4 separate regions of the Mus musculus genome follow, and regions 2, 3 and 4 are each linked to region 1. Evidence: chromatin loops called from intact Hi-C (ENCODE). Cell type or tissue: heart. All regions are shown on one strand. Links, peaks and the distances in the headings refer to the core of each region. The heading gives the core; the rest is flanking DNA. Region 1 has its middle 21 kb from the start of Smc3. Region 2 has its middle 30 kb from the start of Smndc1. Region 3 holds the start of Dusp5 (dual specificity phosphatase 5). Region 4 has its middle 4.0 kb from the start of Smndc1.

Region 1 (7,783 bases), core at 1,490-6,489:
TTTTTTTAAGATTCATTTATTTATTATATGTAAGTACACTGTAGCTGTCTTCAGACAATCCAGAAGAGGGAGTCAGATCTTGTTACGGATGGTTGTGAGCCACCATGTGGTTGCTGGGATTTGAACTCTGAACCTTCGGAAGAGCAGTCGGGTGCTCTTACCCACTGAGCCATCTCACCAGCCCGACCATGGTGAATCTTAAACCTCATGCCGGCTGGCAGGATTCCCAAGGGGTAGGATGCCCCTGAAAATGGGCATTTCAGGGACCCTTGGACAGTGAGGCAGGGGTGGACGTGATACACTTGGGGATCCTTTGGGGGTTTGTAATCAGTAAGGGGACATGAAGTTCCCTGCTTAACATGGTGCCGTAGATTAGATTATCATGAAAGTCCCCCATGGTCATATTGTGTAGCTGGATCCAAGGACCAGAGAGGAGACATGGGTGGTGAAGCAGAGAATTTCCTCTGTGGGCCAGATGTCTTCTAATTGTCATGTAGTAGTGACTAAGTCCATGAAGGGTAAGCTCGAATTCATATTGGAAGAGAAAATAACAGGGTAGGCAGGGGAGTTAACTGCCTCAGGCAAGAGAATGTGGGGGCGGGGGCGTCCTGCTGTCTATTCTTCTTGGGTGAATTTGCTTCCTTTTGTTCTAGAGCTTTTAGGTGTGTTGTCAAGCTGCTAGTGTGTGCTCTCTTTAGTTTCTATTTGGAGGCACTCAGAGCTATGAGTTTTCCTCTTAGAAATGCTTTCATTGTGTCCCATAAGTTTGGGTATGTTGTGGCTTCATTTTCATTAAACTCTAAAAAGTCTTTAATTTCTTTCTTTATTCCTTCCTTGACCAAGGTATCATTGAGTAGAGTGTTGTTCAGTTTCCACGTGAATGTTGGCTTTCTATTATTTATGTTGTTGTTGATCAGCCTTAGTCCATGGTGATCTGATTGGATGCATGGGACAATTTCAACATTTTTCTATCTATTGAGGCCTGTTTTGTGGCCAATTATATAGTCAATTTTGGAGAAGGTACCATGAGGTGCTGAGAAGAAGGTATATCCTTGTGTTTTAGGATAAAATGTTCTGTAGATATCTGTTAAATCCATTTGTTTTATAACTTCTGTTAGTTTCACTGTGTCCCTGTTTAGTTTATGTTTCCACGATCTGTCCATTGATGAAAGTGGTGTGTTGAAGTCTCCCACTATTATTGTGTGAGGTGCAATGTGTGCTTTGAGCTTTACTAAAGTTTCTTTAATGAATGTGGCTGCCCTTGCATTTGGAGCATAGATATTCAGAATTGAGAGTTCCTCTTGGAAGATTTTATCTTTGATGAGTGTGAAGTGCCCCTCCTTGTCCTTTTTAATAACTTTGGGTTGGAAGTCAATTTTATTCGATATTAGAATGGCTACCCCAGCTTGTTTCTTCAGACCATTTGCTTGGAAAATTGTTTTCCAGCCTTTCACTTTGAGGTAGTGTCTGTCTTTTTCCCTGAGATGGGTTCCTGTAAGCAGCAGAATGTTGGATCCTGTTTGTGTAGCCAGTCTGTTAGTCTATGTCTTTTTATTGGGGAATTGAGTCCATTGATATTAAGAGATATTAAGGAAAAGTAATTGTTGCTTCCTATTATTTTTGTTGTTAGAATTGGCATTCTGTTCTTGTGACTGTCTTCTTTTAGGTTTGTTGAAAGATTACTTTCTTGCTTTCTCTAGGGCGTAGTTTCCGTCCTTGTATTTTTTTTTCTGTTATTATCTATTGAAGGGCTGGATTCGTGGAAAGATATTGGGTGAATTTGGTTTTGTCATGGAATACTTTGGTTTCTCCATCTATGGTAATTGAAAGTTTGTCTGGGTATAGTAGCCTGGCCTGGCATTTGTGTTCTCTTAGTGTCTATATAACATCTGTCCAGGTTCTTCTGGCTTTCATAGTCTCTGGTGAAAAGTCTGGTGTAATTCTGATAGGCCTGCCTTTATATGCTACTTGACCTTTTTTCCTTACTGCTTTTAATATTCTATCTTTATTTAGTGCATTTGTTGTTCTGATTATTATGTGTCAGGAGGAATTTCTTTTCTGGTCCAGTCTATTTGGAGTTCTGTAGGCTTCTTGTATGTTCATGGGCATGTCTTTCTTTAGGTTTGGGAAGTTTTCTTCTATAATTTTGTTGAAGATATTTGCTGGCCCTTTAAGTTGAAAATCTTCATTCTCATCTACTCCTATTATCTGTAGGTTTGGTCTTCTCATTGTGTCCTAGATTTCCTGGATGTTTTGACTTAGGGTATTTTTGCATTTTGTATTTTCTTTGATTGTTGTGCCGGTGTTCTCTATGGAATCTTCTGCACCTGAGATTCTCTCTTCCATCTCTTGTATTCTGTTGCTGATGCTCACATCTATGGTTCCAGATTTCTTTCCTAGGGTTTCTATCTCCAGCGTTGCCTCACTTTGGGTTTTCTTTATTGTGTCTACTTCCCTTTTTAGGTCTTGTATGGTTTTGTTCAACTCCATCACCTGTTTGGTTGTATTTTCCTGTTTTTCTTTAAGGACTTCTACCTGTTTAGCAGTGTTCTCCTGTATTTCCTTAAGTGAGTTATTAAGTACTTCTTGATGTCCTCTACCATCATCAAAAGATATGCTTTTAAATCCGGGTCTAGCCGTGCGTGGTGGCACACACCTTTAATCCCAGCACTCAGGAGGCAGAGGCAGGTAGATTTCTGAGTTCGAGGCCAGGCTGGTCTACAAAGTGAGTTCCAGGACAGCCAAGGCTATACAGAGAAACCCTGTCTCGAAAAACCAAAAAAAAAAAAAAAAAAAAAAAAAAAAATCCGGGTCTAGCTTTTCAGGTGTGTTGAGATATCCAGGACTGGCTGAGGTGGGAGTGCTGGGTTCTGATGATGGTGAGTGGTCTTCGTTTCTGTTAGTAAGATTCTTATGTTTGCCTTTAGCCATCTGGTAATCTCTGGAGATAGTTGTTATAGCTGTCTCTGGTTAGAGCTTGGTCCTCTCTTGATTCTGTTAGCCTCTATCAGCAGACCTGGGAGACTAGCTCTCTCCTGAGTTTCAGTGGTCTGAGCACTCTCTGCAGACAAGCTCTCCTCTTGCAGGGAAGGTGCACAGATATCTGGACCTGCCTCCTGGCAGAAGATGAAGACCCGAAACAGGGCCTGTCCCAGAAGCTGTGTAGCTTCTGTAGTCGACACTCTCACCTACACAGTCTAGTCTCTGAGAGATCCCGGACCAGCGATGACTTCCCCAGGTGCTCCAGCAAAGCCCTCCCTGGTAGGGCGGACACCTCTCCTCTGCCAGGGTCAGTGCCCGGATGTCTGGAGCCCAAAACGGGGTCTGGCCCAGAAGCTGTGTGGCTTCTGCCTGTCCCAGAAGCTGTTAGCTTCTGTAGTCCACACTCTCACCTGCACAGACCAGTCTCTGAGGGATCCGGGAACCAAGATGGCTCCCCCAGGTGCTCTGGCCACTGCTCACTTCTTATTTGAACAAAACAGAAACTGTTCTCACATACATCCCACCTTGCAGTGTCTCCTTGGAGTCCATTCTTCCTGGACTGGACAGTTTAAGCCAGTGTAAGAGTCGTTTACCCATTAAAGCCTCTGGCTGTTGGTATACACAATGCTCAGAAAAATCAGGCAAACACTATTTTAACTTGTGACTTTTCATTTAGTTATGAAATCAGAACACCAGAAAATGCAATTCTCTATATTAATTAAAAACATTGAGCAGACATGCACCAATGCAGACATTATTTTTCCTAGGGTTATGTTTTATTTTTTGTATATTTAGTTCTTTTGGTTTGTTTGTTTGTTTGTTTGTTTGTTTGTTTGAAACAGGGTTTCTCTGTGAAGGCCTGGATGGCCCAAAACTCACTCTGTAGACCAGGCTGTCCTGGGACTTGGCGATCCTCCTGCCTCTGCCTCCCAAGTCTAGGATTAAAGGCCTGGGTCATCACCACCCAGCTATGTTTGTTCTTGTTGGAGTGTACTTTTATCTCTTGAATCTTATTTTTGTTTTTTGCATGTTTTTGTTTCGATATCATGTGTGCATTAATTCATTTTGATTGTATAAATGAATTGCTTTGCACCCCCCACAAACAAACAAACCACCAAACAAAACACGGAGTTCCTCCTAGACTATCCGAAAAACATCATTCAGTTCACCTTATTTGTTTTGTTTGGTTGCTGGGATTTTTATTTTGTTCCAATATTGTTATTTTGTTTTGGGTTTTGGTTTTGTTTGTTTGTTTGTTTGTTTGTTTGTTTTAAGACAAGGCTCACTGTGTACAAACTCAGAAATTCACCTGCTTCTGCCTCTGTGCTAGAATTAAAGGTGTGCACCTGGCTGTGTGTTTTCTGAAACAGGCTCTCCCTAGGTAACCCAGACTAGCCTGGAACTTACTGTGTAGCTTCCAGCAAACCTCTTGCTTCCATGTCATAAATTCTGGGATTACAAAACCATTACACTCAACTTTTAACTGACTAGAATTTCATACTCAGTGAAGTCAGTAAGAAAACAACACAAAAGACAGGGACACAAGATGACATTTGTGGTCACCACCTGCTAGAAAGCAAATAGACTTAGGTGGTTCTTCGCATCATTTTCATCATTGCCACTAGAGGGCGCTTCAAAGCTACGAATCGGTGTGAGGAGCACAAAAATCAATCAGTGGCCATTATTTACTGAACATTCATGTCATCTGGTGCCGTACTAAGACTCAAGGCTTTATGGCTGGTAAGAGGGCTCAGTGGATAAAAGGTACTTAACACCAAGCCTGCTGGCCCACATGGACCTGTCCCTGCCAGAGTCATTATGCCTCCATGTGCAATCCCATGTATCTTTCCCCACCAAATAAATGAATAAAAGTACATACATAGATGCATACATACATACACATATGCATATATACATGCATGCATACACGCATACACGTGTAATACATACATGCATACACACATACATGTGTAATACATGCATGCATACACACATACATGTGTACATGCATGCATGCATATATACATTCAGACAGACAGACAGTGATAAAGACATTAAACCGTGACTGTGTACTTGTGGCTAAAATCCAAGATGGCAGTAGAAACTATGATGAATGTAAGTGAAAGACAGAACTTTGTACCATGTTGGTTGCCCAAAAATGGAAATGTAAACACTAAAAATAGTTAACATGGTAAATTTTGTGTTGCATCTACTTCATAACTTAAGAGACAGACACAGAGAGAGGGGGTGGGGGTGGGGAGATGAGTGACATCTTTGGTGTCCCATTCCAGAAGGCTGAAGTGGGCAGAACTCCTCCGTGGGCAGCTGAAGCTCACAGGTATGGAGACACGAGACAGCAGGGCACAGGTCATCATTTCAAAGGTGATCTGAGCTTTTACTTTCTATATATATCTCTATATCTCTGTATCTATATCTATATGCATGCATTTGTGTAACACTTTTATTACATTTTATTATTATGTGTGTAGATATGCATGTTCTATGACACTCATGGGGAGGTCAAAGGACAGGTTGCTTATGTAGAGGTCGGAGGGGTTGGCTTTCTTCCACCATGGAGTTTTGGGATTGAATTCAGATAGTCAGGTTTGGCAGCAAGAATACCTTCACTGGCTGAGCCATCTCCCTTACTCCCTTTCATGGGAGGTCACCACTACTAATCCTTTAATCACAGTACTCAGGAGACAAGACAGGCAAATCTATGTGAGTTCAAGGCTAGCCTCATCTTCATAGTGAAGATGCTATATAGCCATAGTGAGCCATGGCTATATAGTAAATCCCCCCATCTCAAAAAATTATAATCTCTCTGTCTGTCTGTCTGTCTGTCTGTCTGTCTGTCTGTCTGTCTCTGTCTCTCTCTGATGTGTGTATGTGTGTGCATGTGTGTGTGTGTGTGTGTGTGTGTGTGTGTGTGTGTGTGTGTGTGCATGTGTGCGTGTATACATATGCATCACAGCCTACATGTGGAAGTCACCTTCAGGAATTAGCCCAGCTCTGTCCCTCCACCAGACAGGTCCCAGCTTGTCAGGTTGATGGCAGTATATTTACCCACTAAGCAATCTCACTGGCCACTACAAGCCTTAGCCTATTACTCTGACCTAGGTTCTTAGCCTGTGGGAAATGTGGCAGCCTCCTTTCCATAACTTATCATCTTTGCACGCATACACTGAACATTTTCTGAGCTCCCCACTCTGTTCCAGGTACTTTGTAAGTCACTGTGGTCCAGCAGTGACGTAGACAGACACTTACAAAATACCTCTTGTTCAGCCTGGAGCGAGTATGAAAGTCCTAACAATTTTTTTTTTTTAATTTCACATTACCTAATCTTCAGTCATTCACCAGGAGGTCACTGGGAATGGCTGTCTGGAGAAGGCAAGGGGAAGAATAACTTCAGAAGCACAGAGTCCTAAGGTTGCCTTGACAACAAGATCAGAGAAAACAGTTAAGTCCAGTGGTGCCAGGGCCAGCTCTGAATCTCAGCTAATCTTCCACTCGGAGTCACCTTTGACTCTCACGGAACTTCAGTGAACCTTTGAAATCCAAAGAAGGAGGCCCACGCACTGAGAACTCAGCCTACAGCTCCCCTGGCTTTGTTCCAATTCTGCAGGAGCGCGGAAAGGCTCCCTCGAAAACCGCTGGAGACTGCAGAAGCTGTATGGGGTCAGGAGCCAGAGTTTGGTTTAAGAACCCAACAAAAAGCCAAAAAGTAGCTATGTGACTCTGGATTCTACAAGTGGGGTTCAACCTCAGTTTCCCCATTTGTAAAGTGGAAATAGAGTAGTACTTCAGAGGGTGTTATAAGGATGTAAATCGCAATACCTGGAGGGCAATAGCACAGTCAGTGATCACTTGAAAACGTAAGCTGAAGCCGGGCGTGGTGGTGCACGCCTTTAATCCCAGCACTCGGGAGGCAGAGGCAGGCGGATTTCTGAGTTCGATGCCAGCCTGGTCTACAAAGTGAGCTCCAGGACAGCCAGGGCTATACAGAGAAACCCTGTCTCAAAAAAACCAAAAAAAAAAAAAAGAAAGAAAACGTAAGCTGAAGGGGTGGGGGGAGGTTGGCGGTGGGGAGTGGGGGTGGGGGGGAGCACCCTTTCAGAGACAAAGGGGAGGGGGGAGAGGTGAAGGACTCTGGGAACGGGGACTGGGAAGGAGCCAACATTTGGAATGTAAATAAATAAAATAATCAAAAAAGAAAGGAGGGAGGGAGGGAGGGAGGGAGGGAGGGAGAGAGAGAGAGAGAGAGAGAGAGAGAGAGAGAGAGAGAGAGAGAGAGAACATAAGCTGAGCTGGAGCCCAGAGACCACCCAACTCCTTCATTCTTCAGCTGAGAGAGCAAAGACCCAGCAGCCAGGCAAGACTAAAGAGGCAGTGAGCGGTAGTTTTAGACAGACCAGTTTTAAATCTTGGCTCTACCCTTTGACTTCAGGAATTTTATCTAATCTACGAAATGTAGCAAGATTGTTGCCAGGCGTAAAGGAGAAATGTTACATTGGTCCTGGCACCTGGCACCGATGCCTGCTACGGAAGACTTGACCTTAAATGTTTCTTTGCTTCATTCTTTCTGGTTTCGTTTTCTTGTTTGGTTGGTTTGTTGTTGTTTGTTCGGTTTTTTTTTGTTGTTGTTGTTATTTTTGGTTGTGTTTGTTTGTTTGTTTGTTTGGGCCTCCGAGTCAAATTTGATCCTAACTTGATAACCTAGTCCCCACCCCCATCAGCAGCTGACCTAAGTGGATACATGCTGGGAACCTGGACATATCCCCTTGCTAGGATTTGGGACAGG
Region 2 (7,783 bases), core at 1,510-6,509, 160 kb after region 1:
GTCTCTCTGAGGTAGTTTACCACAAATGAATGAGTTATACTTCCTGTTTGTAGCTGACCTCCCTTCCCTAGGTCACCCCTGCCCCTCAGTGCTGTCTGAGGTTCCAACACTTGTGTATCTGCAGTAAATGTACTATGATCCCAATATCTGAGCGCTGAACACTGTGGGCTTCTGTCACCCTAACTCTTTATGGGAATTGAATGATACCCATAGATGTTCCACATACAATTTGAGGGGTTCTTAAAGCCCTCTAACGCACATCTGTGGGTCCCAGGTGTGAAACCTTAACAGGTACATTCCTCTCGTGCCACACATGAGGTGACACGTGTGTGTGTGTGTGTGTGTGTGTGTGTGTGCGCGCGCGCGCGCGTACTCACATGCTTGTGACTTGCTCACGGTGACCCAGTAGGCTGGGACTCAAGAAGCAGGATGGGCTTGAACCTCGGCTCCTCCCCTCTTCCATAGTGGCTGCTCTGCCTTTAGCACCAAGTGGGCTCTCTGAAGAAGGATATCCCAAATTAGATCCTACCCCCTCAGAAGGTCTTTCTTGTGTCTCATTCTCTTCTTCAGACCGGTATTTTTGCTCCGTGCAATGGGGAGGGCAGCGACAACCGCATGGAAACGCACAGACAGGAAACAGGAATGCCCCTGTGTGTTCGAAAATATTAAGAAATGAGAGTGTGTGGGGAGGTTGGTAACAAGTTTCGCTGCGGAGAAAGAATGTAGTCCTGGGGAAGTCCCAGGAGAAATCTATCGGACTGAGTCCAGCCTCAGTGTGGCGCTCTCTCCTCCCCTCCCCAGTGTGGGTGGTCCGGGGTAGCCTCGGCGCCCCCATGCTGTGCGCTCTGCAGGTGTGCGGAGACTCCTCCCCCTCCGCCAGCTCGCCACTCCCCCTCCCCCAGGTTTGCCCACTTCCTCTTAGCCATCCGCTCAGCTTTTGGCACCTCACCCCTAGCGCCTGGCCCTCTTCTGTCACAGCAAAGTGATGTTCAGTTTTGTATGTATTTGTTTCAGCTCTGTGTGGCCCATTACATGAGAAGGTCACTGTGAGCAGGACCTGGATCCTTGGTGTCTGGGGCTCCCTGCAGCCACTCACTAAGGTAAATCAATGATGGCATGGAGTAGTGTTCTAGTTTCCTTACCGTTGCTATGATAAAACACTCCGACCAAAAGCAGTTTAGTGGAGGGAAGGGGCTTCTTGGCTTACACTTCCGGGTCACAGTTCATCACGGAGGAGAATCAGGGCAGGAACTGAACCAGGAGCTTGAACCAGAAACCATGGAGGAATGCTGCTTGCTAGCTCATTCTTAATGGAACTTTCTTATTCAGCCCAAGACCCATCCGACACAGGGACTGATGTCACCCACAGTGGGCTGGGTCCATTTTTATCAATTAACAATCGAGACCATCCGCCACCCCCATAGACATGACTACCCGCCAATCTGATCTGGGCAGTCTCTCAACTGAGACTGCCTTCTTGGGTGACTCTTGGCTGTGTCAAGTTGACAGTTAAAGCTAACTGAGACATATGATTTTGGACTTTGACTACTGAAATAAATGACCTCTGCCCCTCATTTCTGAAATCTTAGACAGGCCTGAATGTAGCTGGGTGCTTGCTTCAACCTCTAAAGCACAGAGGAATGGCGAGTGGGGTCCTGCTCCTCAGAGCTGAGGTTCCATCCAGCAAGGGCACACATCCAAACTGGCCTCTCGGATTGTTCTCGGTCTTCTGCTGCTCTTTAACAGCCCATTGGATCTGGGACGGCATCTTGCCCCCGTTCCCACTCCCACTCCCAGCTAGCCTGCCCACTAGTGGTTGAGAGACTATCAGTCACGGTTCTAAGGATGGGTTTCTCCTGAGGACTGCAGGCACCAAGGCATAATTAAGGAACTCGAACAGGTCCTTCTGCCTTCTGGGCTCGCCTCCAAATAATGGCGCTGCGCAGAGAGTAGCCTGTTATTCACACGATCCCCCCCCCCCCCCCCCCGTTTAGGTGGAATATCTTCTTCTTCTTCTTCTTCTTCTTCTTCTTCTTCTTCTTCTTCTTCTTCTTCTTCTTCTTCTTCTTCTTCTTCTTCTTCTTCTTCTTCTTCTTCTTCTTCTTCTTCTTCTTCTTCTTCTTCTTCTTCTCCTCCTCCTCCTCCTCCTCCTCCTCCTTCTCCTCCTCCTCCTCCTCCTCCTCCTCCTCCTCCTCCTTCTCCTCTCCTCCTTCTCCTTCTCCTCTCCTTCTCCTTCTTCCTCTTCTTCTTTTTTGTAACCTGACACCCACATCTTCATGACTGCAGCTGTGTATAACTCTCACAAGGAGGGAACCCTGACCACCAAATTCTTCCTCCTTCCTCCTATTTCTCTCAGTGTTGGGATGGTAGAGGTGAGGTGAAAGATTTATGCCACAAAGAGGTACAAGCCATTTTCTCCTCCGAGGCTCCTGCTGGGGGTAAGGGGTGGGTGAGGAGCCCTGATACCAACAGCTATGGACTAGCCTCCTCTTAGCAGTCAGCTTCTCTGCTTTCCAGAGTCCCCAGCAGCTGGAGGTGGGGTCTGACCTTGGACATCAGGGAACAGCACGCGCAGGGGCTAAGTGACCTCAGTTCGGTAGATAGGTGTCTGCTCCTAGAAACTGCCTTATTCCCCCTCACTATGCTCCAGTTCCTTCCTCCCGGCCACCTCAGGTGAAAAGATCTGCATGAAATTCTTTTGCCTTTTCTTGCAGCCGCCAAGTCTTTAACTTTCTTGCACCAATCGCCTTTTCAGGAGGACAAGAAATGAGCTATGATAGGCTATTCAGGAAGTTGAAGACAGCTGATTGGTGCTAATGGGTGTGGGGCGGGCCCTGCCTCTGTCCCATTCTTTCTAGTTAATCATGAGAGAGGCTTTTAACAGAGTCCTACAACCTGGGTTGACTTGAGCCGTCCCTCACTGCCTGGCTGACTCGTCTCTGAGCGTCTTGATAGGGGCCCACCACATCCCTTCCCACCTTACTCAGCTGGTGACTCTGTCTTAGATCACTGCTCCGTGGCTTGAGCACTTTGTCTCTGCTCCGGAAGAGGTTTTGCTCTGTCATAGCTCTCCTCCTCCAGAGGCCAGTGCATCAAAAGAGAGTCAGCACCCTGTAAATAGTTGTGATCCTAGGTGAGTGGCAGGTGTCACACACGCGTGTGTTGCTTGCCGTGACGAAAATGCAATGCGCAAGCAGAAAGCAACAATTGGTTCTTTGTTACAGCATTCCACGCTGGGTTCCATCCAGCATGGCTCCATACCTTTGCGGGGGGAGGAGGGGGAGTAACTAATGACTGCCTCGGATTCCTAAGGGTGAAAGGCTTAGAGGCACTGGGGGGCGGGGTGGCGGCGGGGGAGGGCGGCTAATGCAACCCAGTGTGAAACTCTGCCTCTGTCTGCTATGCTCTCCTTCTGTGAACTCCAGTACTTGATCTCTTGGTATCCCTAGTTTCCTCATGACTAAAATGGGACTGATCATAGTATTAAATAATCTTATGCGTAAAGCATTTACAATGTTGGCTAGCACACAGTAAGCACCGTACAAATTTGCTATTATGAGCACTAAGTGTCACTCTGAAGAGTTCCGTTCTTTTGTAACTAGGAAATGTGATTCTTTTTCCTTAGTTTTCCAAAAGAAGAAAAAACAAAAGAAAGGAAGGAAGGAAGAAAGAAAGAAAGATAGATAGATTTTATTTTATTTATATGGCTGGGCGTGGTGGTACACACTTTTAATCCCAGCACTTGGGAGAGACAAAGACAAGTGGGTTTCTGTGAGTTTGAGGCCAGCCTGGTCTACATAGTGAGTTCCAGAACAGCCAGAGTGAGACCCCCAACTTTAAAATGTGTGTGTGGCCGGGTGTGGTGGCGCACGCCTTTAATCCCAGCACTCGGGAGGCAGAGGCAGGCGGATTTCTGAGTTCGAGGCCAGCCTGGTCTACAAAGTGAGTTCCAGGACAGCCAAGACTACACAGAGAAGCCCTCCCTGTCTTGAAAAACAAAAACAAAAAACAAACAAAAAAGAATAAAATGCGTGTGTGTGTGTGTGTGTGCACATATGCATGTGTGTGTGTGTGTGTGTGTGTGTGTGTGTGTGTGTGTGTGCACATATGCATGTGTGTGTGTGTGTGTGTGTGTGTGTGTGCACATATGCATGTGTGTATGGCTGCGGAGACTAGAGATGTTGAGTTTTCCTGGAGCTGGAGTTACAGGCAGTTATGAACTGCCTGACATGAAGCCAGGCCCAATTTTCTTTAAGACATTCAATCCTTGGACCCCCCTCTAGTGGCGCCATCTAGTGGAGAGTGTCAAACTTGACGCTCTTACACCCCGACTACTCAGCTCTCCCGTTGGAGTGTGGAAGTAGCCTCAGACAGTATGGAAATGATGAGGGAGGCTGTGTTCTAATAAAACTTTATTGACAAAAACAGAAAGCAGGCCAGGTTTGTCCAGCAAGCCACCATTGGCCAACCCTTCATCTGCAGTAGTTTTCTTACAGACGTTGTCTCCATCCTTACCAGAGTCTTCTGCCATAAAGCTTGACTATGGGTCTGAGTGTTCACTTCCTCTAAGAAAAATGACAAAATACACACAGAAATGGAAATTTGGGGGTGAAAACTGGGAAGAAGTCCTTAATCTGTTTCCTCTTGCCTACATCAGTGATATAACACAGAGAAAAGATGAATCCGAAGCTAGAAAATACGTGTACGGAAGCCAACTTTCTTCTGGCAGCTTAAGTCTTTGCTCTGTCGGTCCATCTTTTACTGCTAGTGCGGTGTTTGCCATAGGACCCTGATTCGCAGAGTTCCAGTCACACTACCTTTTCTAAGAAGCCCGCTGAGACCCTGCCACACAGCTTAAATCTCCATTCCCTGAACTCCCACAACGCTGGTCTCAGAGCTTAAGGAAGTGGCAAAAATCCCAGTTCAAGGTATGGGGCCACTGCTATAGGTGTCTGAGCAAAGACCTTGAGGAGTCTGTCGGGCTGGCAGAGCACACATAAGGCCCCGGGTTCTGCCCAGCTAGCATCGTATAGAACGGACCACAGTGACACATACCCCAGCTCGGGGTAGACAGACGCAGGAGGACTAGAAGTTCAAAGCCATCCTCACTCACCCTGGAAGAAATGAGATTTTTTTTTTTCTAATGAAAAGAAAAAAAGAAGGTCAGGTCTGAAGTCTGGAACACGTTTTGGGTTTTTACTTGCTTTATAAGGTAGTTTGAAATCACACGTGGACTGATTTGCCAGTTGGCACAAGGAGTCCTGCCCCTGTCAGACCACCACTCCTCCTCCTCCTCCTGATGCTCAACACTGACCGCCAGCACGGTCTAAGCTTCTCTGGGCAACTCTTGGTCCGAGGTCCACCCTGCTACAGGGCATGGCTGCTTGGGAGGTGAACGGTGGGGAGTTTGTGCTTATCCTGCGCAGTGCTCAGACACGTCTCCGTCTCTGGGAGTGGGAAGGTGCAGTCTGAGATGTGAGAAAGGTGAAGCTATATTCTCTGGCTTCTGGGCCCCCAGTCACCACTGGAGAACCACACAGAGAAGTTGAATGAAGTGTTGGGGAGCCACAGGTTCACGATGGGGCCGAGACCAGGCGCTCCCAAACTCCTGGACATCTAGGTGCTGCTGAGTCATAAGGAGCTGAGAGCAGAGTTGGGGGCCGTGGGCTGAAGCCCGGGGCCAGAGGAAGGGGGAAGTTCCAGCTTAGCTCAGCTGTGATTGTCCTTAGCTTGGTGGCTGTTGTGGCTAGGAACGCAGAGAGGCCTTCTATGGGAGAATTAAGCAACAGCTCGATAGTCTAATGCCTTCTCCATGGCTCCCCATGGCAGATCTTGATGGAAAAGACAGTCCGCGGTTCTAAACTGTTCATCATGGAAAATGGATGCATACTGTACCAACTTCTAAGAGAGGACCCAAGATTAAATACCCTTTGTAGGGAGGAGTGGAAAGGGAAGCTTATTGGCTAAATCCTCTAGGTATCTTCATTAGCATGGGCCTGCATGAACACTGGTCATGTTTTCTTATGTGGGGTGCATGGCACATGTTCCAGGTCAGGTATTTGGCAGGGAGTGAGGAGTCGCCGAAGTTTCAGGTGTGTACCCACCAAGTCTCCAGATCTCAACCCACTTTACCTAACCAAGCCTCCTGGCATGGTTTTACATCCCATGGGCAGCTACCATCATTTTCTAGGGGTCACGGTGAATGGATCCATTTGATCTGGTTCTGGGAAGCCTAATCTGGTATGTTATTATTAATTATCTAGGCTGTCGTGTCCCTGGACCTGTGACTCTTGTAGGAATATCTTCTATTTCAGTGTGGTGTGTTCCCCCAGAAAATGGAGGATATTTAATGATTGACCAGCTATATCCTCTGTGGGGAATAATATATTGCCCTGGTAGGGTTCAAGGGCCAGAGAAAGACCACATGTGACTATTCTGAAATGTTCTAGTCACTGGTGACAGGAGCTGTATGGAACTGCCACAGAAGGGGCCGAGAGGCAGTGACATGCAGGCAGAGAACTGCTCAGCTCTCAGCCCTGTTCCGAGCATCAGGCTTGGTGTGTGGAACTGAATCAAGTGGCTCATGTTATGTCCTTACAAAACACAAGCAGCCACCTTGCGGCTTACTTCATATTTCCATCAGTTAGACTCCAGGTGTACCCCTACCTAAAAAGGGCTAATAATCATCTCTTCTAGGCATAAGGGCAAGCCTGGAGGCTACCATATGGTGACCCACGTTCTGGACAGTTGTGGGGCTTTGTTACAGAGAAAAAAAAGGCAACTCCCACCCACCCTGCACTCGGAGAACCTATGTGAGTTGCTGGTGAGCAGCTCACAGATCATATTAGAGGGTGTGATGGTTTGTATATGCTCAGCCCAGGGAGTGGCACTATTAGAAGATGTGGCCCTTTTGGCATAGGTGTGCCACTGGGTGTGGGCTTTAAGACCCTCATCCTAGCTGCCTGAAAGCTAGTATTCTGCTAGCAGCCTTCAGATGAAGATGTAGAACTCTCACCTCTTCCTGTACCATGCCTGCCTGGATGCTGCCATGTTCCTGCCTTGATGATAATGAACTGAACCTCTGAACCTGTAAGCCAGCCTCAATTAAATGTGGTCCTTATAGGAGTGCCTTGGTCATGGTATCTGTTCACAGCAGTAAAACCCTAACTAAGACAGAGGGATACAGAGAGAGGCAGTGATGGATCTACTATTGTCTGAGGCTGGCATCAGGGTAAGGCGCAGCCCCAGACCTCCCATACACAGAGTGAAGTCCCTCCAATTGCTGTGTCAGATCCTGAAAGCCTGCCTGGCTCGGAGGTCACTTTCAGCAGTGGAGAAGGTTTCCGATTGCTATTATTTAGTACGTCCCAGTTCTGCTTAAAAATAGCAACGATCCTGAGCAGGTCAGAAAGATCAATAGATCCATTTAAGCCGCAGACCCAAAGAACCAAGTAAAATGCACCAAAGTTTAGAGAAACAAGATAGGGAGAATTCCCTATCCAACTAAACCACGAGGAGGGGGCTGCACGGGTGAACAGAGTAAGGAATTCAAAGGTGGCAGGGGCAGAAAGCTCAGCTAAGAACAGGAGACTGGAGTCAAAGGGCTCCTGGAGGCTGGGAAACATCCTTCTGCCTGCGTGTGCTGGATACTTAAGATCCCGTTCTAAGGGAGCAAATGATGCTGCAGAAACTTGCACGGCACTGAGGTATTCTGGGAAGTTCGGCTTAGGTAAGTGGCTGGATTTAACGAAGGAACCCCACTGCGCACATCCCTATACAATAA
Region 3 (7,783 bases), core at 1,143-6,142, 50 kb after region 1:
GCTCTAAGCAAAACTGCAGCTGTATCCTCTCCCACTCGTGACAGCGCTTGCCCTCTCTCACTGGAAAGGTCCTAAAGTCACTGACATATTCTTCTACAGTTCCGATGTGGTCATAAATCAAGTTAGTACATTCGAAACCAAATGGGAAATGCAGACTTCTGGACATGCAAGGATGCCGGTATTGTATTTCAACTCCCCCAATGGACGGCTCACTTAAGGGTTAAGGGGATGGGAGCATATGCCTATCATTTTAGCAGCTGGAGGTTGCTGCAGAGGTGGAAGAGGAGGAGGAAGAAGAGGAGTTGAAGATTGCCTCAAGAAAAAGAAAAAGAAAATGACTAGGTAACAGAAATGTATCCACATCAGAGTCCCAGGACCAGCAGGGAAAAGACAACAACTCTGCCCCAGAGGCCTTAGAAAGCCAAGGCCTTAGAGGTGGACTGGACATCCTTGCTTAGGAACCTTCTGTTCTTATAGAGAGCAACCTGAGGTACTTCAGAGAGGCCCCAGAAAACCTACTTGTCTTTCACTGGCCCCAAGGACTCACTTGCTGTCATGTTACTAGTTAAGCACACATCCTGAGACAAAGTCCTTTCTAAAACCTTCATTTCTCGTTTCCATCTTTTGGTACTGACTGCCCAACAGTGGAGGGCTTACTCCTGCAGTCAGCAAACGGTTACGGGATTACATGGCAGCCTCCAGCTCCCTCCCCGGAGCTGCAGCCAATTCCTGGGATGAGTCACCTTGTCATTCTGGCTTCTTTTCAGCTTCTGCCGCCCCTGTCCCCACTTAGTACTCCCCAATGGCCTCTGTGGTCACCAGACAGACAGCTCCCTGGCTCCCTGGAGAAATTTCTGGTCTTCCACACACGGTCATGTTCTCTGCCATGAAGACAGGGAGCCTGGCTAGAAGGGGTCTGGGAGTAGAGGTGAGGCCAAATGCAGCCCCTTACAGACTGATGCTAATCCACATATCCTTGGGGGGAATGGACTATTTCCTAGTCAATAAATCATAGGGTTAGACCTGTGTTCAACAGTTTGGGTTCCAGGAAACAAAATAAGAGGTTTGTAGGCATTTGGAGAAAAACTAGCCCAAGCACTACCAAACTAAAGGAAGAGAGGCCTTATAGGGCTGCCTCGTCTCTGGGCTTTAAACAGACCATTTAGAGATGGCGGGCAGGAGGGGCAGAAAGAGGTGTTGCTTACAACCTAACACGAAACGGGCAGAGCACACAGGGCTTGCCTCTTCAGGCTGGGGTCAGGAGATTAGGTCTCTGCCTTCCGCCCACTCCCATCGGAGGTGTGGAGACAGAGCATTCCTCTCTGCTGGCTCACTTGTGCCTCACTCGGATTGCAAGAGTGCTAGCAATTCCTCAGGCCGCTTCAACCTTCTCCAGAGTGAGTCTACTTTCAATCATCACTGTGTTGCCAAAGGAACAGAGAGCCAGCGCACAGGCACTCTATAGAAGCAAGCCCCAGCCACCTAACTGGTCTTCAGCATCTCCTTTCAGTGGGAGACGGAACTGTAGGAAGTATAAGGGGCCTGGCACCAACACCCAGCGCCACTAAATCAGAGCCGAATGCACATCTGGGGTGCTCTATTTAAGAGAAAGGGACTCTTTGTCACAGTTTGAACTTCAGTGGTGTCATAAGGGCAGCAATATCTATCAAATACCATAGGCATATCTCTTTCACGCTTAAGCTTTCACGGTCTGAATGAAGGACAAGACCCCACAATGCCAGAGCAACCGGCAAGGACATCTACCCTCTCCGTAACGGCTTTTCACACAGCCAGACTGGAAGCAGCCTAGTGGTTATGACGAAGGCACTACCATGCAGCAACACGGATGTCTCCAAGATCTCCAAGAAAAGAGGCAGGATCTGGTATGACATGGGCTCAATCTGTTTTTAAAAGCCATCCATGGGAGACACTATCCAAGAAGAATTCATTGGTGTTGCTTCTGGGGAGGAACTAGGTTTTAGGGTGGGCTGAAGACACACATCTCCTTAAACACCCTTGGGGCTATTCAGATTGTCACCTGGACACATGTTACCTCATTTTTTTAACAGTGAGAGAGAGACCGCTGCAGAGCTTAGAAAAGGCCACCCACCCTTGCAGATTCTGCAGCTGGGCTGCAGCAACATCCACCTGTTATCTCCCAATGGGATCAACAAGGAACAGTTAGCAAGAGGTGTTAATTAGCTGGGAAGCTACCCACTTGCCTTGGGATCTTCCTGGCCTACAGTGTGTGAAATTCCAACTTGCATGGCTTTGACACTGGGTCTTCAGCTCACTGCACCTGAATTCTGAACCGTAACAGAGTTCCTGGACAAGTCATCAGAGTTTTGGGGCCCTATCTGAGAGCTCTCTCCCCTGCACCCAGGCCAGTGTTCCCATACTTTTGAGGTTAGAAGGCAGGAGCAGTCACAGGAAATGACCCAGAAATCAATGATGTGGGGTTTGAGAGTAATCACACACCCACAACCGGAAGCCAAAGTTATCTCGACAGCAGGTGAAATAAGTCGGGCCTGCAGGCAGCTCTCGGAGGCCTAAAATCAAAGGCCTCAGAATCTCCTCTGAATCTTTGCAGCCTCTGCAGCACCTCTCTTAACTAGGTTGGCCGGTTGGTAGTCTCTGAGGATAATCCCCTGCTGGGGATGACAGGATGAAAGGGGTGGGAAAGCTGTCAGTTCCCAAATTAAGCTTGAGAACGGCCTATTTGGGGAGAGGAGGAGGAGGAGGCTGGAGGATAACAATAAAAAGCAATAAAGGGAGAGGAAGGGGAGGGACTTGCCAGGGTCAAAAAGGCAAGAGGCCCACCAAGACACAGCCTAACGTGCTCTAATTGTCTAGGCGGGAAGAAAGGGGACACCGCGGCGCCACTCTCCTGGGGGAGGGTCTCAACTTGTTTGATCGCGCTGATCTGTACAGAAAGGTTCCGACCCCCGTGGCCTGCCAACGGCGCCAATGACCAGCATGAGCTCTGGGCCCCCGGAACTATTAGGGAGCACCGCCCGCAGCACCTTCCCAGCCCACCCAACCCAGAGGACAGACAGGATGCCAGACGCTTTCGAGGAAAGGCGGGTGGGGAGAAGGAAGCCCTGGGCGCTGACGTGTTGCAAGGACCTCCCAAGCGCACGTCAAACCCCGGGGTGCATACTCCCGCAAGTGGTGACTTTCTCCGGTCCAGAGTTCCCATGCAGGGAGGTAACCCTGGGGCCTGGTAACACAGGGTGCAGGGGAGCAAGGGAGGGTGGCAAAGGGCAGTCTGCTCCCGGACGAACTCACCTTTAAGGAAGTAGACCCGCGGGCCGGCGGGCAGGCAGGCCAGCAGCGAGGTGAGCACGACGCGCGCGGCGCTCTCCTCCCGCAGCTTCTGCCAGTGGCGGCTACCCTGGTCCAGCACGACCACCGCCGCCACACCGCCGCCGCCCTCCTGCAGCAGCCGAGCGCGGGCCGCCTCGTCGGGCAGCACGTAGCGCGCCGACACCGCGCCGCCCCGGGCCCGCCGCAGCACCACCGAGTTGAGGTTGACGTTGAGCGAGCCGCGCACGCTCGACGCGGCGAAGGCCAGGTAGGGCCGGCAGTCGAGCACCACGCAGCGCGCCTCCGCCTCCTTGCGGAGCATCTTGCGCAGCTGGCGCCCGTCGAGCGACGTGACCTTCATGCCGCTGCCACCCAGCGGCCCGACGCTGCGCGCCCCACAGCTGCCAGAGGACGGGCGGGCCACCTCGCGGGGGCTGTGGCCTGCAAACGGAGCCCGGCGCGAGGGGCCGCGCGACGCTCTCCACGCCCCGCTCGCTGGGCTCCCGGCCCCGCCGCTCGCTGCCCCAGAAAGCTGGGGATTCCGCCGGCAGCGCAGCGTTTTATGTGAATGAGTGCGCGTCCTGTGACGTGAGTGCCCATATAAGGCCAAATATGGGTATTTCCCCGCCCCCTGGCTGACCACGCCCATGGGTGGAGCTTGCGGGCACCCGCCTCCACCCAAGGAGCAGGCTGGAGAGAGGGCGTCTTAGAGCGAGAAAGAGGAAGTGGCGGGCGATCGCTCCCTCTCTCGGGGGGCCCGGCGCCGAGAGACTCACTCACGCATCACCCCGGACTACCGGTGGAGTGTCAGGAACGCCACCAGGCCGAGGTGACCCACGCCGTGCGGGAAGAGGAGGTGACCGTGGCCGCGCTACGGAGCCCCTGGGGCCTCCCGGTGAATCCCGGATTCCGGTCGCTCCCGGTTGTGTCTGCGTTTGCAAGGAGATTTAGCCTCTGAGATGAGCCGAGATGCGGCGTGGCTTGGTCATCTTGATACTGGGGGCTTCTTTCTAACACGTTACCCCCACTTTTGTTACCTTTTAATTTTCCGTAATAAAAGTTCCTGAGAGTAAAAAGGAGGAGTTGTGAATGGGTGAGCCGGAGACGTCAAGTGGATTCTACTTCGGATGATTGACAGTCCCCTTTTGGCTCTCTCCAAAGATTGCTCTCTCCAATGTACCACCCGAGCTTCATAGTGAGACCCTGCCTCAAAGAACAAAACAAAACAAAAAGCCCCACCCCCACCCCCGAACAATACACCGACTCGGGAGCTCTGTGGTTCTGGGCAGCTTGTGGGGAGCTGTAAGGCTCAGTCCAGTTAAACTGTTGTCCGGGTGGCTTCTGGATTTGTGGGATTATGGTGGATAAAATGTAATCCCAGGCTGTCTGCCCCCGCTATTCTCTCGGGAGCTTCATGCTGCCTGCCCCCATTCCCGGAAAATTAAGTGTGATTTGTCCCCTCTGCAAGTATTTACTGAGGGCTCTGCTAGCTGTCAGGGCACGTGGGATGCAAATGCGTTCTGCCTACAAATCCTTTGCCAACTATTTCACTGTTATCTTTTCATGGAAAACAAAACAAACCAAACCCTTGCATCCATTTACAGCCCCCATAAGTGGATGAGATTTTTTTTTTTAAGGAGAAAGCAGAAATCACATTCTGCTATCCAATCAATCAGCCCAGCAACAATAATGGCTGGCATTGCTTCTGGGTCATATCTTCATTCAAGCAATCGATTCAATCACTGTATACTCTGTCCTGAGTATTCAGTGGCTGGCCTGTAATTTTAGCATCTTTGAGACTGAGAAAAAAATATCAAAAACCCGAGGCCAATCTAAGCAATATAGACGCCCGCACCCACCCCACCCCCCACACAAAACAAACAAACAAACAAAAAAACACCAAAGCTGTAGCTAGCAGGCTCCACCCACGTCTTTCATCTCAAGCCTCACGAAGAATACCCAGCACCGGCACCAGCCAGTCTTGTGTTAGACGCTTGGTAACACGGCTGGAAGCAGGACTCCAATCCATCAGCCCCAGCCCAGGGAGGAGGCCTGGTCCCATCTCGGGCCTCTGTAAGTGTCTGTGTCTGCACACCCATGGTGTGTGGGCTGTGGTGGAAGTGGAGAAAGTTTCTCAGCCGATGAGAGCTGAGACAAACTTCCAAGAATGAGTAGAAACCACTTGCTGTGAAGGAAACAACCCAGCCTGTTATGCCTGGAGGTGTTTGAAAGACTCCCCCTCAGAAGAGAGAAATTAACACTTCTGCAAACCCATGGTTTTGTCTTCACTTCATTGTGCTTCTGTTTATTTACTTTGTCAGTTTGCATGTGTGTGTGTGTGGGGGGGGGGGGGTCAGAGGTCAGTTTACAAGGGACCCTTTCTTTCCTTCCACCATGAGGGACCTACAGATCAAACTCAGCGTCTGAGGCTTCACCCACCATCCCCACAGCCCATGAAACATTCTGGGTGGCACCTTCTTCCTAGAGAGCTGCAGGCTGCCCTGAAATCATGATGCAGGTTAGGCCAGGTTGGAATGGTACCATAGAGGCACAGCCTAGTAACCCTGAGACCCTCACCTAGGACCAGACTGCCCCAATCTACACAGCAGAGATTGCTCCCCTGAAAGTTCAGCTCACGGTGGCTCACACTAAGGTCCTAGAATTGCACACCAGCCAATCTGGATTGCCCTCCTTCAAGAGGCATGAATTACATACCTGGAAGCTACAACAAAGAAAATATCCTGTCACCTTGTCCCACGAGGCCTGATGTCTCAGGCTACACACTGCCCAACCCATTTGTCTTTTCCCACTGGAGCCAATGAAAATGTGTCCCATTCTTAAAAACTAAAGAGAATTTGAGACATTTGGACCTTATGCACTGGGTCCTAGTGACCTGGTTGAATTACCATTTGAGGTCATCAGGGAAGTGGCTCTGTGGAGGATGGAGGCTTTATCTGAGAGTGGGAGTGGGATCCAGACTGAGGTCAGGGACAGGGACAGCAAGTTTTCATGGATAATCCAGGCCTGAGCCGGTAAAGACTTGCTTGAACTTGGCAGGCAGTGGTTACAGCTGGAAAGAAGTCACGTGAATGGGAGAAGATTTAGAAAGAAAAGGTCCAAGGGGATGTGATGGAGACACAGGGATGTGATGGAGACACAGGGATGTGATGGAGACACAGGGATGTGATGGAGACACATGGATGTGATGGAGACAAAGGGATGTGATGGAGACACAGGGATGTGATGGAGACACAGGGATGTGATGGAGACACAGGGATGTGATGGAGACACAGGGATGTGATGGAGACACAGGGATGTGATGGAGACACAGGGATGTGATGGAGACACAGGGATGTGATGGAGACACAGGGATGTGATGGAGACACAGGGATGTGATGGAGACACAGGGATGTGATGGAGACACAGGGATGTGATGGAGACACAGGGATGTGATGGAGACACAGGGATGTGATGGAGACACACGGATGTGATGGAGACACACGGATGTGATGGAGACACAGGGATGTGATGGAGACACAGGGATGTGATGGAGACACACAGGGATGTGATGGAGACACAGGGATGTGATGGAGACACACAGGGATGTGATGGAGACACACAGGGATGTGATGGAGACACAGGGACGTGATGGAGACACACAGGGATGTGATGGAGACACACAGGGATGTGATGGAGACACACAGGGATGTGATGGAGACACAGGGACGTGATGGAGACACAGGGATGTGATGGAGACACACAGGGATGTGATGGAGACACAGAGATGTGATGGAGACACAAGGATGTGATGGAGACACAGGGATGTGATGGAGACACACAAGGATGTGATGGAGACACACAGGGATGTGATGGAGACACAGGGATGTGATGGAGACACACAGGGATGTGATGGAGACACACAGGGATGTGATGGAGACACAGGGATGTGATGGAGACACAGGGATGTGATGGAAACACAGGGATGTGATGGAGACACACAGGGATGTGATGGAGACACACAAGGATGTGATGGAGACACAGGGATGTGATGGAGACACACAGGGATGTGATGGAGACACACAAGGATGTGATGGAGACACAGGGATGTGATGGAGACACACAGGGGTGTGATGGAGACACACAGGGATGTGATGGAGACACGAGGGATGTGATGGAGACACAGGGATGTGATGGAGACACAGGGATGTGATGGAGACACACGGATGTGATGGAGACACACGAGGGATGTGATGGAGACACACAGGGATGTGATGGAGACACAAGGATGTGATGGAGACACAGGGATGTGATGGAGACACACAAGGATGTGATGGAAACACAGGGATGTGATGGAGACACACAGGGATGTGATGGAGACACACAGGGATGTGATGGAGACACACAGGGATGTGATGGAGACACACAGGGATGTGATGGAGACACAGGGATGTGATGGAGACACAGGGATGTGATGGAG
Region 4 (7,783 bases), core at 1,831-6,830, 190 kb after region 1:
TTTGTGATTCTGGAGGGTACGGAAGTTCAATTTCAAGGGCCTGAGTCAGGTGCTGGTCTTCTTGTTGATGGGACTTTGCAGAATCCTGACGTGAAACAGGACATCATGTAATGAGAAGGGCCCGTCCAGCAGAGAGGGTCAAACTGGCTTCTACAGACCAAGTGGAGCGATAATTTATAACTTCATTAGTTCATGAAGGTAGAAACCTCAAGGCCTAATCACCACCTACTAAGGTTGATCTTGTCCAATTCTTTACAACTTCCAATGGAAATTAAACTTCAACGTAAGTTTTGGTGGGGGCATTCAAAACAGAATCATATCTTTTCCGGATTTTCTAGGATGAATCTGCTCAACTTTAGATTCGTGCCAGAGGGGAAGAACAGCTACCGAAACTCTCTGTACAGTGGCCACCCTTCTTTGTGTAAAGCAAAAGGAAGAACAAATGTGTCAGCCACAGCCAGAGTTCCCCTTTCACATCAGATGCCTACACCTGGGAGCAGATGGGGTCAGTGAGAGGTGGGGGAGGGAGGGATGAGATAGGATTTCATGTGTGAAATTCTGCCTTACTGGAACTTACTAGCAGAGGAATAACAAAAGCCATGTTGTGCTGTTCTAGAAACTCCGAGGAAAGAGATGGGTGTAGGGATGAGTAATTGTCTATGGACTGGATCCATTAGGGAAGACAAAAAAGCTTTCTATAAACTTAAGAATCACAATCTTAGGGGTGGTAGCGAGGAAACATGACTGAGGAAATACAGGCTCGTTGAAGCTACCTTCTCTCTGCTGACGTGCTCTACTAGGGAGAGGAGGACTCTATGCTAGGATTAAAGACTCCATCTGTGTGCTGTGCTCTAGTAGCTGAGAATGGCGACGTGTGTGTCTTTGATAATAAAATAGAGATCCGGGTGGTCATATGTGGTAGCCCATGCCTATAATCCTAGCACTTGGGAGACGAGGACCAAATATTCAAGACTAGCTTGGTCTATATAATAAAACTGTGTTAAAATATTATATATTATTTGTAATGCTTTATTGTAGCTGCTTGTATTCTAATGCCAATTATGTTCCCCCCTAAGATGTTTGCATGTAGCTTCTGGAAACCTGCCTACAGTTGGTTCTGATAAACATGCCACCAGCCAACAGAGGACAGACAGGGGATTTTAGGCTTCCCCAGCATGGGGCCTGGGGGAAGGAGGAGGAAGGAGAAGGGAGATCAGCTATGCTGGGAGTGTACCATGCCTGAGAAGAGTGGAGAACAGAGAGGCGTAACCCCCATGTGAAGGAGCTCGGAATTATCAGTGGGAGGTAGTGGAGGTTAGGCTGTAGCCCAGCTACTGTGTTGTTTAAAGTATATTAAAATATAAAGGCTGGGTGTGGTAACGCACGCCTTTAATCCCAGCACTTGGGAGGCAGAGGCAGGCGGATTTCTGAGTTTGAGGCCAGCCTGGTCTACAAAGTGAGTTCCAGGACAGCCAGGGCTATACGGAGAAACCCTGTCTCAAAAAAAACCAAAAAAAAAAGGCTGCGTGTGTGTGTGTGTGTGTGTGTGTGTGCCTTTCATTTGGGAACATAAACCATTGAGGCAGGTAGTAAACCCACCATCAGGGTTTATTAATTTAAGAAAATTACTACATTTTGTAGCCTATAATGTCTTCAAATAGAATTTATTACATGATAGTAATATTTAAAATAACAATAGAGCTATCCAAGAACAATACACAAAAGAAAAAAATAGATCATCACTAACATCAGAAACAACAAAAGTCCATCCATAGCTGTTGCATCTGTTGCTTATAGACTGCTAAGGGCAGTTAGTTGATTTACATCAACTTATTAGATGAGAGTACAGGGGAATGTGACATTTTCATATTCTTCTACCATGTGTGACACACAGAAGGAAAGTGACTTGACCCTGGTTATTTTATAAGTCACGAGGAAAGATGGCAAATGAACATGGCTTCCTATGAACCAACCTAAAGACCACCAGGCACTCACAACACACACAGCTTCCTGGCTCGGTTGCATTCTTTTTTAACTTTAACCCCAGGAAAACATGATGGAAGGGGGGTGTCTCTCACAACTTCTTTTTTTTTTTTAAAGATGTTTCTTTACTCATATGAGTGGGGGCATGTGCCCTCAGGTGCAGGTGCTTGAGTAGGCCATAAGAGAACATCAGGGAATTATAGATGCTTGTGAGCTGCCCAACATGGGTACAAGGGAACTGAACTCAGGTCCTCTCCAAGAGAGATATGACACTTGACTGCTGGGCCATCCCTCCAGCCCAAGTGTCTTAGGGCTTTACTGCTGTAAACAGACAGCATGACCAAGAGCTCTTCTTATAAAGACAACATTTAATTGGGCCTGACTTACAGGTTCAGTCCAGTATCATCAAGGTGGGAGCATGGCAGCATCCAGGTAGGCATGGTTCAGGAGTAGCCGAGAGTTCTACATCTTCATCTGAAGGCTGCTAGTAGAATACTGACTTCCAGGCAGCTAGGATGAGGGTCTTAAAGCCTGCACCCACAGTGATACACCTACTCCAACAAGGCCACACCTTCTAATGGTGCCACTGCCTGGGCAGAGCATTCAAACCATCACGTCAAGCTTTCACCGGTTCTAACGTGTTTCCTCTGTGACAAAACTTACATCAGAGGCTGTCTTGCTTCCTGTGGCGACTATGGTCTACTGCCCACATTTGTCTTCAGAGTAAATGGCTTGAGTTTCCTAGCAGCAGGAGCACTGGCTCTTCACAGGAGCAGTCCATTAACTGGCTGATCTGGCTGATGGATTAGGAGTGGATGAGGGCTACCCCAGAGCTAGAGGTCCTTCTATGGAATTGCTTAGCGCTCCCAGAGCAACTGTCACCCCTCACCCTCCAGGGCTCACTCTCCAATGACCTGAAACAGAACTCTGAGTGAAAAACCCCATCAGGACCACAGAGAACCTCTCAGGAGCAGTGGTTACAGAAGATGAGACTGGTACTATGAAAGTATCTATTAAATAAATGTATTAGGGTCTCAAAGTAAGCCACGTGTCCTGTGTATATTTTAACAAGCCAAAGTTGTGAACCATATATGGTGGTCTGAAGGTTTAATGGTTGTCTTAGTTAGGGTTTTACTGCTGTGAATAGATACCACGACCAAAGAAACTACATTTAGTTTGGGTCGGCTTACAGGTTCAGAGATTCAGTCCATTATCATCAAGGTGGGAACATGGCAGGGTCCAGGCAGGCATGGTGCAGGCGGAGCTGAGAGTTCTATATCTTCATCTGAAGGCTGCTATGAGGGGACTCCCTTCCAGGCAGCTAGGATGAGGGTTTTAAAGCCCACACCCACAGTGACACACCTACTCCAACAGGGCCACACCTTCTAATAGTGCCATTCTCTGGGCCAGGCATACTCACACCACCACAATGGTTTAATGAAAGAATTCATCAAGCACATTGAAAGATCACAACAACAATCTGTAATCTGTAATAAACTGCAGTCAGGGCTGACTGTAGACGTGTGTAATCCTGCATTTATTTGGTTACTCACTTTTTATTAGTACTAGCCATGGTTAGTATGCGCATTTATTTTTTCCTTCCTCCAACTTCCCCCAAACTTCCCTTTGGCAAAGTTTCTACACTTTTGCCATCATTTAAAAAAAGAAAAAAAAAAAAAAAAAAAAAAAATCAGGCATCAGATGAAGCCTGGATCCTGACTGCCACCTAGTGGAAGTTTTGAATATTAATGCATCTAGTAATTGTTTTCAGTAAAATGTCTAAATATGGCCACATCAAGTTAAGAGCTACTGGTCAAGCCGGGCGTGGTGGCACACGCCTTTAATCCCAGCACTTGGGAGTCAGAGATAGGCGGATTTCTGAGTTCGAGGCCAGCCTGGTCTACAGAGTGAGTTCCAGGACAGCCAAGCTACACAGAGAAACCCTGTCTCGAAAAACCAAAAAAAAAAAAAAAAGAGCTACTGGTCTTGAATGTGTGAAACTGTAAAGCTCATTTTGATTTTTGAAAATATAGGCGTTGCTAAGGTCTTGCTATTATCTCGAGAGACTGCTTAGTACAGTGGATCTCAGCCTTCCTAATGCTGTGACCCTTTAATACAGTCCCTCTGGTAGTGACCCCCACCCCCTGACCAGAGATACTGAGGACCAGCCTCAGCTTGGGAGAGAGGGTCCTGAGGAAGGGATGTTTGGGAGCTGTGGAAGAAATGACTTGGAGTGTGCCATGGATGCAAGCTGATTCTCTTTGGAGATAGCTCTCTCTTGCACACTAAAGCCCAGTCTCTTATTTTACATAAGCTACTTTCTTAAGAATTGCATCTCAATCCAATCATTTACTCCAGGTTCCCTTTTGATTGGCCCATGAATCAGCATTTTATGACCTTAGCCCCTTGACTCAAAAGACAGGGCTGCATGGCTGAAGCTGCTTAGTTCTGCTGCTTGCCTTTGTCTCCTGGGATTAAAGGTGTGTACCACCCTGCCTGGGCCTAAGCTTTTCATGGTCACTGTTCCTCAAGATCTGGGTCAAAAGCCTGTATCCTTCAGCCTTAAGACCTGGATCATAAGTGTGCCCTCCATTTCTGGATTGTAGTTCATTCCAGGTAAGAGGATTCCCTCAGGAGCTGTGCTGCAAAGGAGCACAGTAAATCCACTTCCTTTTCTTTTATTTGGCTTTATGTGCACTAGTGTTTTATTTGCATGTATGTCAGTGTGAGAGTATGAGGTCCCCTGAAATTGGAGTTACAGGTGTGAGCTGCCATGTGGTTGCTGGGAATTGAACCTGGGTCCTCTGGAATACCAGCCAGTGCTCTTAACTGCAGACTAAGCCATTTCTCCAGCACTAGTAACTCCACTTTTAAAGACCATTTTAAGGAGGTGGTTAGGAGTACCGATTGCTCTCCTGCAGTACCAGGCTTTGATTCCCAGCACTCACAAGATGGCCTACAACCATCTGTAATTCCAGTCCCAGAAGGTCCTATGCCCTTTCGGCATCCATGAGCACTGCATTTATGTGGTGCAGACACTTGCAGGCAGAACACTTGTACATATAAAATAAAGGCTAAAAAAAAAATCTGAAACCATCCTAAATAATTCCTTCTACTAAGTACTCACACTTTTCTACCTAGCCTTCAAAGGGCTCCGAGTGCCCACTGCCTTCCCCACATCTTCCCTGCGGTCTGGCCCACCCTTCTGCTGTCCTCTGTTTCTGAGGACCACATATGTATTTGTACTCTCACCTTCTGTCTGTACTTACTAAGCAATCGCCCAGCATTTTCCTCCAGTCTCCTCCCATCGTTGCCAACACGTGTGCACAGGGACACATGGGAGGGGCAAACCTACTCCATCTTAAAGCAGAAAGAGCCTGAGTGCTTGACTTACAGCTGAACCTAAGCCACACCCAAGTACCAGGAAGGACCCCACGGCTTGTCCTTGGCCCGTACCCCAGAGTTACTCCCTAGCTACTTCCTAGCAACAGCCAGTCAAGATTAGTCTGATTGTTTGCGATGTACTTTCAGACCCTCTGTGATTGTTCATGGTTTTGCTTCAGAGCACCCACCTGTCAGCTTACAATAGTTATTCAGTGAGATGCTTGGCAGGCTGTAACCCCTCTCACTTGCTCGACATTTCCTATAAAACCTTGTCCCACTGAGGGCTTAAGGCTGCTTCACCCTCTGGTCCTACTGTGACAGGGTCTGCAGTGAGTGAGCCAGAACTGGAGCTTGAATGAGAGACCCTAGTGCAACTGCATTGGAGTCGGCTCCTTGGTGGTCTTTTGGGACACATGCACACACATACATGTGCATACACATGCACACAGGCATGAAACCATTCGAAATCTATTTTGCAAGGCTATAAGTAATTTCTCCATATTTTCATTTTGAAAATTATCAAAATGAAATTACAGGGAATTAAGAGATTTGTACCATGAACTGTTACACGTTCTCCATTAAATTCAATATCTGCTTGCATTTACTTGCCAGCACATCTATTGGAATCTACTAGCCTTGTGGGTCTGAGCAACTACTAGATCCTTGGACTTCCATTTACAGCTGACCATTGTTGGGGAGCTGGACTCCAGACTGTAAGTTGTCATAACAAATTTCCTTATTTCATAGAGTTCTGTGACTCTAGAGAAGTCTGACTAATACAAAGATCCAATCAACATTTACATACTTCATTATCATTTCTCCTTTTGCTTGTTTGGATCTTGAGATAGGCACTTGCTATTAGACCTGGAAGGCCTGGAGTACACTAGTCCAGGCACTTTTTAAATTTCAGTTGATTTTCCTCCCTCTGCCTCTGGTGTACTTGAGACCAAACCTTCAGGGTTCGGACTCCATCTTAGAGAACCTGACCTAAGGTTAAACTCAAGTAAACTAACAGGCCAGTATCTAGCACCAGTTTCCAGGCTACGCCCCCCCCTCCCCCCAACAAGTCCTGTGCCTAACACCAGTTTCCAGGTTACCTCACAACAAAACCTACATCCAACACCAGTTTCCAGGTTATTTCCTAACAAATCTACAACCCTGCGTTTGCACCCCCGGCCCCCAGTTCTCTTGCATCAGAGAGGGTGGTGAGGCCCAAGCTCGAGCTTGAACAAAAGAACCTAGTTCAATTGCATCAGAATCAGCTCCCTGGTGGTTTTTTTTTTGGGGGGGGGCTCATGAACATTTCCTGGCACAACAGAGACTACACACAGGCACCACCATACCCATCTTTTTAATCTTCTAATCCAAAACAGTCCTTACTCCTTTTAATAGCATTGCTTCCTTCTTTGTTGCTGTGATAAAACACCATGACCAAGGCAGCTTAACGATTTTATTTTAGCTTATGGCTCCGGAGTGAGTCTATAATGGCCGGGCAGGGGCAGCAGCAGGCCAAGGACATGATGGCTGAAGTATTTTGTTGTGAGCCGGCATCAAACTGCACATACAGCGCCGAGAGCTCAAATTTAAGTGGTGTGTGTGTCTTTAACCTCTCCAATCTGCACAAGGCAGGGAACACCTCTAAACTACTCCAAATGGCCAAGACGAAGGGAGGTATTTCTCATTAAAATTACATTACTCTTGAATTATTTAAGTCAAAAAAAAATCGCACATTCTGGATGGGTGTTTCTTTCCTCACGGACATTCAACACGTTATGCTTATTATTTCCTTTAAACTCAAAAGGGCTTTGATTATACTTCCTCAGAGGTGACAGTCACTTCATGTTGACTGTCACTCGGTCATAAACATGCATAAAGTAAGGTTGTCTCACAACTAGTGATGCTGAAGTTGATCGCTGGGTGAGCGATTGCCAGCTTTGACTCTAAACATCCTACCTTTCTCTATTTTCTTACATCACATGGCTTTTACCTACCATGGGTGATGCCTAAGCACCTCAAATGGTCACCGTTCCACTTCTATCACTCTATCTTTATTGGCTATATTTATTTTCTAAACAACAAAAAACTTCCCTTCTCTTGACTTCAAGGTCTCGCTCTGTAGCCTTGGCTGGCCTGGAACTCGCTATGCGGGCTCAGACTCAGATCCGCCGCCGCCATCTGCCTCCCTGTGGGACACAAGGCACCCGCCATCACTCCCAGCCCGTTCCCGGTACTAAATCTCATCAGGGCTGGGCAGAAAGGCTCGCGAGTTTACGCCGCAGGGAACCGGAGGACAACACCCACCACAGAGAACCACTCGCTGCCGCTCCCAGCACGAGGCGGAACTGACGTAAAACGAACATGCCCTCTGCCCCCGGCGCGGCCCAGACACGTCACTTCCTGCCCATCAGACCACACC

The links. Hi-C counts contacts between places; a loop is a spot of excess contacts. Peaks named below come from ENCODE experiments on the same cell type or tissue, not always from the same donor. Only the 100,000 strongest peaks of a DNase experiment are listed, where the experiment ranks them.
Region 2: a loop joins it to region 1, with 5 times the contacts of the local background. A loop is called at or near these places in 25 of 42 quality-filtered maps.
Region 3: a loop joins it to region 1, with 2.3 times the contacts of the local background. A loop is called at or near these places in 12 of 42 quality-filtered maps.
Region 4: it touches region 1 in a loop (6-fold over the local background); 35 of 42 quality-filtered maps call a loop at or near these places.

Annotation. Positions count from the first base shown.
Region 1 is chr19:53,575,943-53,583,725 of GRCm38, reverse strand. No RefSeq gene overlaps it. Among named protein-coding and RNA genes, the nearest start is that of Smc3, 21 kb to the left of the region's middle. In heart, for the core only: a CTCF peak has its summit at 4,608 (motif pointing right); no DNase peak of the experiment used is centred there.
Region 2 is chr19:53,416,539-53,424,321 of GRCm38, reverse strand. No RefSeq gene overlaps it. Among named protein-coding and RNA genes, the nearest start is that of Smndc1, 30 kb to the right of the region's middle. In heart, for the core only: CTCF peaks have their summits at 1,797 and 4,299 (motif pointing left); DNase peaks (open chromatin) are centred at 2,741 and 4,301; H3K4me3 peaks cover 1,719 bases; H3K27ac peaks cover 1,937 bases.
Region 3 is chr19:53,525,202-53,532,984 of GRCm38, reverse strand. It overlaps Dusp5 (dual specificity phosphatase 5), which reads right to left and starts at 3,840. Exons shown (of 4, transcript NM_001085390.2): 1 at 3,289-3,840. The coding sequence starts at 3,667. In heart, for the core only: a CTCF peak has its summit at 3,690 (motif pointing left); DNase peaks (open chromatin) are centred at 3,164 and 3,944; H3K4me3 peaks cover 3,745 bases; H3K27ac peaks cover 3,657 bases.
Region 4 is chr19:53,390,717-53,398,499 of GRCm38, reverse strand. No RefSeq gene overlaps it. Among named protein-coding and RNA genes, the nearest start is that of Smndc1, 4.0 kb to the right of the region's middle. In heart, for the core only: a CTCF peak has its summit at 3,717 (motif pointing left); a DNase peak (open chromatin) is centred at 3,819; H3K4me3 peaks cover 490 bases; H3K27ac peaks cover 745 bases.